Regions from separate parts of the Homo sapiens genome. Here region 1 is linked to region 2. The links are chromatin loops, found by intact Hi-C in ENCODE. Cell type or tissue: endothelial cell of umbilical vein. All regions are shown on one strand. Each heading gives the region's core, and the rest is flanking DNA. Links, peaks and the distances in the headings are about the cores only. Region 1 has its middle 44 kb from the start of EML1. Region 2 overlaps CCDC85C (coiled-coil domain containing 85C).

The links. Peaks named below come from ENCODE experiments on the same cell type or tissue, not always from the same donor. Only the 100,000 strongest peaks of a DNase experiment are listed, where the experiment ranks them.
Region 1: a loop joins it to region 2, with 2.2 times the contacts of the local background. A loop is called at or near these places in 1 of 110 quality-filtered maps.

Annotation. Positions count from the first base shown.
Region 1 is chr14:99,747,018-99,752,383 of GRCh38, reverse strand. It overlaps a transcript of EML1 not described here. Among named protein-coding and RNA genes, the nearest start is that of EML1, 44 kb to the left of the region's middle. RefSeq lists enhancers at 1-213, 214-835, 2,327-2,859. In endothelial cell of umbilical vein, for the core only: a CTCF peak has its summit at 3,012; no DNase peak of the experiment used is centred there; H3K27ac peaks cover 719 bases.
Region 2 is chr14:99,529,071-99,534,436 of GRCh38, reverse strand. The region is part of intron 2 of CCDC85C (coiled-coil domain containing 85C); the gene reads left to right. Among named protein-coding and RNA genes, the nearest start is that of CCNK, 50 kb to the right of the region's middle. RefSeq lists enhancers at 203-804, 2,741-3,261, 3,262-3,784, 4,307-4,829. In endothelial cell of umbilical vein, for the core only: no CTCF peak of the experiment used is centred there; DNase peaks (open chromatin) are centred at 3,016 and 4,236; H3K27ac peaks cover 2,023 bases.

The DNA of each region.
Region 1 (5,366 bases), core at 296-5,295, 220 kb before region 2:
CTGCATTCCGCCCGGCGACCCTGGCGTTGGTGATGAGTGTGTCTGAGAGTGTGTTTATGTGTGTAGGACTGTGGGTGTGTGTCATCATTTCCAGACCTTGCCTTGGGGGAATCTAGGGACAAGGACTTGGAATTTCGAGTGTCCTCCTGGGTACATAAGAAGGGAAATGCTTCTCTGGGGGCTATGCTGCTGGTGCTGTCTCGAGGCAAAGAACTGGGAGCTCTCAGTGTGTTTGAACCAAGAAAGCCAGCTGATGGCATATTAAACATCAGCCCTGCGCGGTGGGGCGATTAACGGTGTCTCTGGAGTAACGGCATCTGGGGCGCTGTGATGGATGCCTCCAGCAAGGGCTGGCAAAACGGCCTTGGGTTTGCCTCCTCTTATCTTCTGATGCTCAGACTCGCTGAGAATGAACATTCCCTCCTGCTGCCACGTGCCCGTAAAACGGATGTGAGGTCCTGTCACTCCTCTGCCCAAAACCCTCCCTGGCTCCCTTCTCACCCAGGGTCAATACCAATATCCTTTTCAGACTGCAGATAGACCCCTGTGGGTCTTCCCAACCCCTCCTGTCTAAGCTCGTCTTCCGCCCCGGTTCTGGGGTTCACTCTGCCCAAACTGACCTTGCTGCTCTTCCTTGAAAAGACCAGACACTCTCAACTCAGGGCCTTTGCACCAGCTGCCTCTTCTGCCAGGAACACCCTTTTCTCAGAAGCTCCATGGCCCGGTCTTTCACATCCCTGAGGTCCTTCTCGAGTATCCAGGCCTCTCTCCATAGCCCTGTTCTGACACCCCGTCCCTGATTCACGATACCCCATCCTTAGCACCCTCCTTACCATCACACACACTATGGGCTTTGTATTTATCTTGTCCGTTTTCTGCATGACACCTCCCCTGCTCCAAGAGTCTGCCCCCAAGGACGGGAATCATACTGTCATCTTTGTCTGCAGCTGATCAGTAAATGTTAGTCGAATGGCTGATTGACCATTCAGCAGCTGCTGCTGCCTCTGCTTCCGTGCTGGGTCACCCAGGACCCTCCATGCAGTGGCCCCTTGTTACCTCCCACTTGTGCCTCAAGACCTGACTCAGGGCTACTCCTCCAGGAAGGCTGCCCTGCCCACCCCCCTGTGGTTCTCAGGTCACAGTACATGGCACACGGGGCTCTCATTGTCCGTCTGCTTGTCCATCTGCTGTGAGCTCCTGGAGGCAGGTGAGGGGCAGACTGTCCTCTGTACCCCAGGACCCAGCAGTGGCCTGGCTAGCAGTAGGTGCTTGGGATGTGATGGGTGGCTAAGGGAATGATTGCTTGGGTAGTTTCTTTTAATTTTCTTTTTTAAGAAAAGAGGCTATTACTACACTGGAAGGTCTTTAAAAACATTTGCTCCAGCCAGTTCATTTCACAGGGGGGGAAACCGAGGCCTGGAGGTGGAAGGCGAGGGAGCTAATGCCTGTGGAGCATCGTCTCTGAGCCAGGCTCTGGCTTCTGAGCAGGGAGACCTCTCCCCCAGGCCACCCCAGCCTTCCATGGATGCTTCCTTCAAGGGCAGAGGTCGAAGCCCTGAACTGAGGGGCGATCGGGTTAGACTCGGGGTGGTGGAGGTGACTATGAACAAAATCAAGCTGGACTCCACCTAGAACCCATCCTGCCTTCCTCCCTCCTTCACAGCTTTCTCCTGAGTGACTGTCTTAGGAGGCCACATCCATGGAATAGAAGCTCTGCTTTTCAGGGGACTCGACCTAAAATGAAAGCCCACCCTGATCCCCCCACTGTGCCCTTGAATACGGGTGATAGTTCATGTGTAGCAAGCACCCTATAAGGTGTCATCAGCTTTGTTTTGCACACAAGGATACAAAGGCCCAGAGAGGTTATCTGACTTGCAAAGATCACACAGCACTTGGTGGCGAGCTTGAATGCCAAAGCAATCTGTCTGATTCCTCAGTCATGCTCCCCTCCCTGACTTTCTACTGTGGCCCCAGCTGGGTGAGGACATAGCAGCAGGGCCCAGAAACAGCCTGGGACCCCCACCTGCCCCCATGTGCTGCCAGCACCTCTCCCTGGAGCCTGGAGTCCTCATCGCATCTGACCTGCTTTTCCCAGACTGCAGACTCAACTGAACATCCGGGGGCCACCAGGGGAGCCTCTCCGCTCTTCTCCCACGGGATTCCAGCATGGAACGTGAATTGTTCCCTCCGGGGCAACCTAGTGAGCCTGCTGTTAGAGATGGATTTGTTTTCCACCCGTGACAGGCTGGTGGTACTCCCTTACCTCCCGCCTGGCTCCAGGCTCAGGTGACGGCCACACAATCGGCCTGACCATCGGCACCTCCACCAGAAGTTCCCTGATAAGGGGCAGAAAGAGCCAACCTCGCGGGAGGACACTCCTGGCTGCCTTCCAGAGCTCTCCACTGACAGACACAAGCTTGGCAAAGCCGGTCACAGCAAGTCCAAGGAGCACGATGTCACCCCATCGGGGAGCAGCCAAGGGGCAGAGGCCCAATAATTCCCCATGAGAAAAATTAGAAGCCCATGTGATGGGCTGAGCCTGTCTGCATTGAACGTGTGCCATCTGCATTTCACTGGGGCTGTGTAGACATGTCGGGGTCACTCGGCCTGCCGCAGAACAGCAGAGCATCAGAGCTCCAGCAGAAATCACCCAGGGCTGGGCTGGTAAGTCAGCTCCCTCGCTACTGATGTTTGTCCCTGTCTACATGGGTTTGGGGCTCACAGAAACCTCCAGGCTTCCAGCTTTCTCCATGTCCCTCCCTCATACCAGCTTTCAGAGGAAGGACCCTAACCCCAGCCTGCAGCTTCAAGCAGCAAATGTCCCAGGACCCTGACATTATCTCACTGAGCCCTCATCACAGTCTGTGAGGCAGGTGCTGTCATTGTCCCCATTTTACAGATATGAAAACCGAGACTTAAGGTGGCAAAGCCAAGAGGTGGTGCCCAATAAGCACGTGAAAAAATGCTCAGCACCATTGGACACTAGGGAAATGCAAATGAAAACCTCAGTGAGATACCACTTCACACCACTAGGATGGCTGGGGGGGCGAGAAGACAGTAACAGGTGCCGGTGAAGATGTGAGGAGTCAGAGCCAGCATGCCCCGCAGGTGGGAAGGGAAAATGGCGCAGCCACCGCTGGAAACAGCCTGGCGGTTCCTCAAAATGCTCAACATAGAGTCACCGTATGATCCGGCGATCCCGCTTCCCGGTGTGCACCCAGGGGAAATGAAAACAGATGTTCACACAGAAACTGGTACACGAGTGTTCATAGCAGCGTTACTCATCATGGCCAAAGCGTGGAAATAACCCAAATGCCCGTCCACTGGTGAACAGACGAGTGAAACATGGTATATCCATATGCTGGGGTATTAATCGGCAATAGGAATGAATGAAGATGGATACAGGCTCCAACACGAATGAACCCAAAAATGTTTCCTAAGCGAGAGAATCCAGGCACAAAAGGCCACGTGTTACAGGATTCCACTCATATGAAAAATGCAGAATACGCAAATCTACAGAAACAAAGTGGACGAGTGTTTGCCAAGGGCTGTGGGGAGGAAGCTAGAAGGGGTCGCTACTAATGGGTATTGGATTTTTCCGTGGACGACGGAAGTGTTCTAAATTTGATTGTGGTGATGGTTGCACAACTCTGAATATACTAACAACCACTGGATATATACTTTTAAATGTGTGATTTATTTATTTTTAGTTTCTTTCTTTTTTTTGAGACAGGGTCTCGCTCTGTTGCCCAGGCTGGAGTGCAGTGGAGCGATCATGACTCACTACAGCCTTGAACTTGTTGCACAGGCTGGTCTTGAACTCCTGGACTCAAGGGATCCTCCTGCCTTGGCCTCCCAAAGTGCTGGGATTGCAGGTGTGAGTCACTGCGCTGGGTCTAAATGTGTGAATTATATAATACATCTCAACAAAGGTGTCACTGAGACAAAAAAAAAAAGATAACAAAGCCAGGATTGGAACCCAGGACACTTTCTATAAAGCTGCAGCCTTGAGCATCGCTGGCCCCTCCCTTTTCCTCCCAGAAACCGGGGAGAAACGTGAGTACCACTCACCCCACATATTCCCGCAGCCTCGGGGCAAGCTCCGGATCCCAGGACCCCACATGCTCTGAGTGGGCAGGCCTGGGGCTGCGGGCAGGGGCTGTCCTGGGGCTGCGGGCAGGGGCTTTCCCAGAGCAGCGATGCCATCCCTGTGACAGGCTCTTAGCTAGGGTCACCTGACAGACCCTGCAGGGCCCCGGGAATCCTGGCTGCAGCCACACCTCCTGCCCGGGCATCCCGGGCGAATTCCGCCTTGGCAGTGAGTGGGGCTCCTCCCAGGCACCCAGGCACGCATGATCTCATGGATGTCACAGCTGTCGGCCCTAAGGGAACCTCTTTAGGGCACCTCATCCCTGGTTTTCGGTCATTGCCAAGTCTTTACCCTCTCTCAACCAGCTCAGTGTTTCAAGATGGAAAGAAAAGGAAGAAAGTCCAGGAGGGGGTGGCTTTCCAAGTGTCTAAGGTGAGATGAGGCCCCTTCCCGTGCATTGCTGACCCTGCAGCGGGACCCCTGGGGCAGCACCAAGTCCCCGTGTGGCCAGGGGTGGGCTTGGTGGCTTCCACTCAGGCCTCCCAGTGACTGGCAGGTGTCCTTACTCCGAGCCCCTGCAGAGAGTAGATAAGAAGCGGGCCCAAGCCTGACCCTGAAGCTCACCCTGCTCGCCCCATGAATTCCTAAGGCGCAGCCCAGCCCTGGTGCAGTGCAGACCTGGGTTTGGTGAATGAGACATGAATAGACACAGAAAGGATGTTCCTTGGGTCTCTGACAGCCCCTCACCCATAGGACATCCACCCTTCTCCACTGTCTACCCAACATGCCACCCCCCAACTGGGCAACCGAGGTGGCCCCAAACCCACTTTAGGATAGAGTTTCTCCTTCCCCCTCAGACCCCTGCCCCCCATCAGGCCAGACAGCTGCCATTCCCCAAATGTGCCCTGTACATCTGGAGCCGATCTGTGCCACCCCGGGCCTGCCTTTCTCCTGGGCCAGAGGCTGGTCCCTTGGTCCAGGCCTGGAAGAATGCGCAGTGCCCTCCTCGCCATTTCTATACATTTCCAGGGGAGTTCGGAGCTCATGATTTTTTTTCCAGAGGTGGTGACTGTTTTTCTTTTCTTCCTTTTTTTTTTTTTTTTTTTGAGACGGGGTCTAGCTCTGCCACCAAGGCTGGAGTGCAGTGGCGCTATCTCGGCTCACTGCAAGCTCCACCTCCTGGGTTCACGCCATTCTCCTCCCTCAGCCTTCTGAGTAGCTGGGACTACAGGTGCCCGGGTGGTGGTTGTTTTTCTACCTCCTTAGTCATGCTTAT
Region 2 (5,366 bases), core at 107-5,106:
CTGTGGAGAAGTGGGTTGGAAGCTCCAGCTCTGAATTTGGGATGCTGTTTGCAGTGTTCTTTCTTTCTTTTTTTTTTTTTGAGATGGAATTTAGCTCTTGTTGCCCAGGCTGGATTACAATGGCGTGATCTCAGCTCACCACAACCCTCTGTCTCCCGGGTTCAAGCAATTCTCCTGCCTCAGCCTCCTGAGTAGCTGGGACTACAGGCATGAGCCACCACGCCTGGCTAGTTTTGTATTTTTAGTAGAGACAGGGTTTCACCATGTTGGTCAGGCTGGTCTCGAACTCCCGACCTCAGGTGATCCTCTCACATCAGGCTCCCAAAGTGCTGGGATTACAGGTGTGAGCCACCACGCCCGGCCCTGCAGTGTTATTTCTATGAGAAATGTGTTCTGCGGTCCAACCAGAGAGCAGCTCATGGTCCTGTTTCCATAAGGACAGGAGTGTCCCTGATCCCTTGGCCCCTGCAGGCCACAGTGTCCCACTGGAAAAATACACCCCAGTTCCTGACCACGGACTTGCAGAAAACCTGCGCCCAAGCGGGCTGTGGAGGAGCAGCCCTTCTTCCTGCCTTCCTTCCTGGGGTGCCCCCCGGTCTCACAGGGGGCCCTCCACCATAACCTGTGTCCACCTGCCCTGCACCCACCTGTGCACAGGTGGAGGTAGATGGGAGCTTCAGCCTTGAGCCTCAAGGATGGACGGGCTGGCTCTGCCCAGGGACCTCTTCCTCCCCAGGCCTGCTCCCACCAGCTCCCTGGGGGTAGCAGCAGGGCTCTGTTCACATCCTCATCCGTGGGCCAGGTCTGCAGGGCACCGACATCAGATCCTGATGGCTGGGGAGCTGCTGACCCTTGCCTGGACACAGGCTTGCTGGCTGCAGGCAGTTGGACTGGAATTTAGGGACAGAAACCCACTGTTGCCTGCTTGTTGTTACATACAACCAGGGCGCGGAATTCAGAGATCATCCAGTGCAGAAAGGGTTCAAAGTATTTTGTTTCTTTAGCAGAAATTTGCTTTCTCACCAAATGATGCCCAGTCAAGCCATGCTGCTGGAGTGGTCGCTGAAGGAGCTTGTATCTCTGTGTGGTGTGGCAGGAGGGCACCCAGGGCCCATCCCTAGCTGCTTTCTCAGCATGGACTCTGCAGCAGGCAGAGGTCTTGCCCTGGGGCTCCCAGCAAGTGTTGTCAGGGCCATACCCAGTACCCTGAAAGGAGGCAGCCGTATGCTGCTGGGGCCTTGGCCCCGGTGCCCTGTCCCCATGCTGCAGTGGAGGCCCCTGAACCTCATAACAAAGGCTCCAGGAGCTGGTGGCATCCCCAGAGCCCATGGCATCAGCAGAACCAGAGGAGCCACGGCTGGGTGTGGTGGCTCACACCTGTAACCCCAGCACTTTGGGAGGCTGAGGTGGGCGGATCACTTGAGGTCAGGAATTTGAGATCAGCCTGGGCAACACAGCAAAACCTCGTCTCTACTAAAAATACAAAAATTAGCCTTGCAGGGTGGCACGTGCCTGTAATCCCAGCTACTTGGGAGGCTGAGGTAGGAGAATTGCTCAAACCTGGGAGGCGGAGGTTGCAGTGAGCCGAGATTGCCCCACTGCACTCCAACCCGGGAAACAGAGTGAGACTCCACCTCAAAAAAAAAAAAAAAAAGAAGAAGAAGAAGAAGAACCAGAGGAGCTGGGATCATGGGTGGGGTTCCTGCTGGCCATGGAGGAAGGCACTGCTGTTCTGAGCCATGCAGGAGAGAGAGAGACAGAGAGACGGGGTGAGGGAGGGGCCCTTGGCTCTCGGCAGCAGTGGGTCCCAAGCCTGCCTTTGGATTCCTGGGGCAGCTTCAGTGGCGCCAGCTTTTTGGGGATCCTTGAGCCACTTTCTCTCCCAGACCTGTGTTTGCTCATCTGAGAAGTGGGCACTCATTCACTCAGTGTTTAACTGACCACCTACTATGTATGTGGCCCTGGGGATGCAGGGCTGGCAGGCCAGTCTCACCCTTGTTCCTGCCTGACCACCACCTTGCCCAGCCCGCAGGACCCACATGCACAGAGAGGCCCCTGGAGGATAGGGGAGGTGAAGAGAGCTCGTGGCAGGGCACTGCCTGTGAGGAAAGTGGTGGCCCCATTCTCAGGGAGGCGCCAGGAAGATGGGGTTTACTTAGTCTCCATCCTCCTGGCCTCCTGTCTGCAGCCCTCCCTGACTACCCACAGGTGGCCTGGTGCTTGCCCTGAGCTCTCTCAGTCCCTGGGCTGCCCACCTTTGCTGATAGGGTGTCATGACCCACCCTTGTGGATCCTGGCCCCCACCCCTGTGGGACTGTCATCTTCTCCAGGACAGGGCTGCAGGGTCTGAGTGGCCACATTGGTGTCTCCAGTGCTCAGCATGGTTGAACTGGGTGGATGTGTCTTGGGGAGCCTGTGGCTGATCCCTGTCCAGTCTCCACGGCCAAGAGGGGAGGCTGTTCTTGCTCAGAATAAGGAAGGCCCACTTAACCAAGGGAGGGCTTCAGCAGGTAGTGAGGGTACCATCTTTGGAGATAATCAAGAGATGGCTGGGTGACTATGTTTGGGAATCTTGAAGAAAGAGTTCACAGCCTTGAATGAGATGCTGTCCTAAGCCTCATGGACTCTGGCTCGTGAGATTCTGTGATTCTGGCATTTAAATCTTGTCAGGGAAATCAAGTTGTACAGAAACCCCCACCTCTGCGCAAAGCAGGGACTCTTCCTGTTGGTGAAAAGCAGGAGAGAGGAATGCTCTTCTCTGGAATAGCATAAGGTGACGTGGCTTTGGGGTTTGGGTGGGAGGGTAGGGAGCCTCCCTGGATTCCTACTCCCCGCGGTCCCACCCCCCCCCCCACCCATGGCCTCTATTTAACTCCAAAATAGGTTTAATTAAAAATGTGCCAGCATGTTCACAGACTCAATTACTGTATTGCTGTTCGTATTTTCTTTCTCATGTTGGCTTTAAAATTTCATCAACACAGCTGCTTCCTCCACGATGATTCATCTCAAGACTCCGTGTGCATTCTTATTTTTCCTGTGGATTCTCTGTGCCCAGCCGGGCTGGGCTGGGGGCGGCTGTAATTGACGCTGGGGCCTCTCGTTAACTCCCCTGCTGGGCTGATAAATGAAGACTCCATTGTGCGCCAAAAAAGCCAGCTTTACAAAAGAGCAGGGAGCTCTCCTGATATTCTCTCTCCCTAGACCAGAGGGCCAGCTTGGGGAGCGAGGCTGGGGTCTGGGCTGGTGACTGAAGGGCCCCCAGCCCACCCTCCTCCTCTCCCCTCTTCCCCCACGCTGTGCCCACCTCTCCCCTGGCCTGCCACGTACCAAAGGGCTGCTGAAAGAGACCCAGAATTCACACTAGGCACAGATGGGGAAACTGAGGTCTGGATGAAGGTGGATTTCCTGACATGGATGTTGTATTCGTCTGGTAGGGCTGCCATAACAGAGTTGCACAGACTGGGGGACTTAAACCACAGAAATTTATTTCCTTACAGTCCTGGAGGTTGGAAGTCTGAGATCAAGGCATCAGCAGGGCTGGCTCCTTCTGAGGCCTCTCTCCTCAGCTTGTAGACAGGCTCTTCTCCCTGTAAACTCCAATAGCCCCCGCCCCAGCGCTCACCTGCTGTGTGGCTTCAGGTGAAATCCTCTCTCTCCCAGAGTCTCAGTGTCCTCACCTGGGAGGTGATGCCCAGCGCAGTGTGATGTGGCCCCTGGGAAGCACCCCAGGCGGTCCCAAGGGCCTGGGATCTTTCGAGGTCTGGCTGACCATGTGCCCTCTGCTGTCCCTTGGGCCTGGCCCATCCCCAAGGAACCGCTGCTCTTTGTCCTTTGAGTTCTGAGCCCTTCAAGGGGCGGGGAAGAGGGGATCGATCTGCTGCTGTCTGAATCCATGGCCAACGCTTCAGTTCTGTGTCCCTAGGAGGATGGGCTGTCCTGAGCCCGGGTTCCTCCGGAGATGCTGGCGTCGCGGTGGTCCACGTGGGCATCTCTGTTGGTCAGCGTTTCCATGCCTTGGTAGCAGGCTCCAAGCCCTTCCCTGCCCTGTGTGTTTGGCATCTTGGGTTGGCCGCCATACCGTATCACCTCTGTCATAGGCAGTGTAGTCTTTGGGTCTCTGGAGGACTTTAAACGCTTCCTTAGTTGAACCTCAGAGTCAGTTTGGCCTCTCCCTTGCCCAGGGAGGAAACCCCCTCTTTCCAGCCTTCCAGCCAATGAACAGATGGTCAGTCTCGCAATGTGGGCAGAATGGAGACAGGAAATTCCACCTCCGTGCCCTAGCACCAGCAGTGTAAGGAGTGTCCACCGTGAGCCAGATGCTGGGGGAGAGTCACCAGGGCTGACAGGCCAAGTGCAGGATGCCAGTGCCAGAGGGCCTGGTTCAAGTCTCACTAGTGCCACCTGCCAGCAGAGTGGCACTGAACAGGTCGCTTAACCTCTCTGCACCTCAGTTTCCCCCTCTGCAAAATGGGGACACTAATGGTGTCTGACACATACATTGTTCAGAGGATGAAAAGGCAAATTGTGGGAAGGACTGGGAGTCGGGCGGTTGGCGGTAAGGGTGGCGGGTTAACCACCGTGATCTTTCCTGTCCATTGTGGGCCAGCCATAGCCTCCGCCAGCCTCCGCCTGATGCCAGTTTATGTGCAAACAAACAGAGGCCCAGAAAGTTGAGGAGCTGCTCTGGCTTACTCAGCCAAGGTAGGATTTGGTTTTGCAAATCCGCACCCCTCAGCTGGGCGCAGTGGCTCACGCCTGTAATCCCGGCACTTTGGGAGGCCAAGGCTGGCAGGTCACCTGAGATCAGAAGTTCAAGACCAGCCTGGCCAACATGGTGAAACCTCGTCTCTACTAAAAAATACAAAAATTAGCTGGGCATGGTGGCCGGCACCTGTAATCCCAGCTGCTTGGGAGGCTGAGGCAGGAGAATTGCTTGAAACCTGGAGGCAGAGGTTGCAGCAAGCCGAGATTGCAGCACTGCACTCCAGCCTGGGTGACAGAGTGAAACTTCATCTCAAAAACAAAATAAAACAAAACAAAAAAACAAAAGAAACAAAACACACACACACACACACAAAACTGCACACCTCAAAGCTCCCACAGGCCTGTCCCTCACTTACCTCACTGGAACAAGTAATGGGCCTGCAGAGGGACCTGGGAAGGGAGGGATGGTCTGCGTGGTGGACAAGACTGGTCTGCCTGTTACCCTGAATGGCACATACACGTGAGTTTGAAAAATGGGATTTCGGGTGTGAAATGACATGGGGACCAAGGGAGGAGCAGTGCCAGCCATGGGTAAGTGACATCAGCCACACATGGCCGCACCTTCATCTCTACCGCCTGATCTGAGTGCAGATTGGGAATAT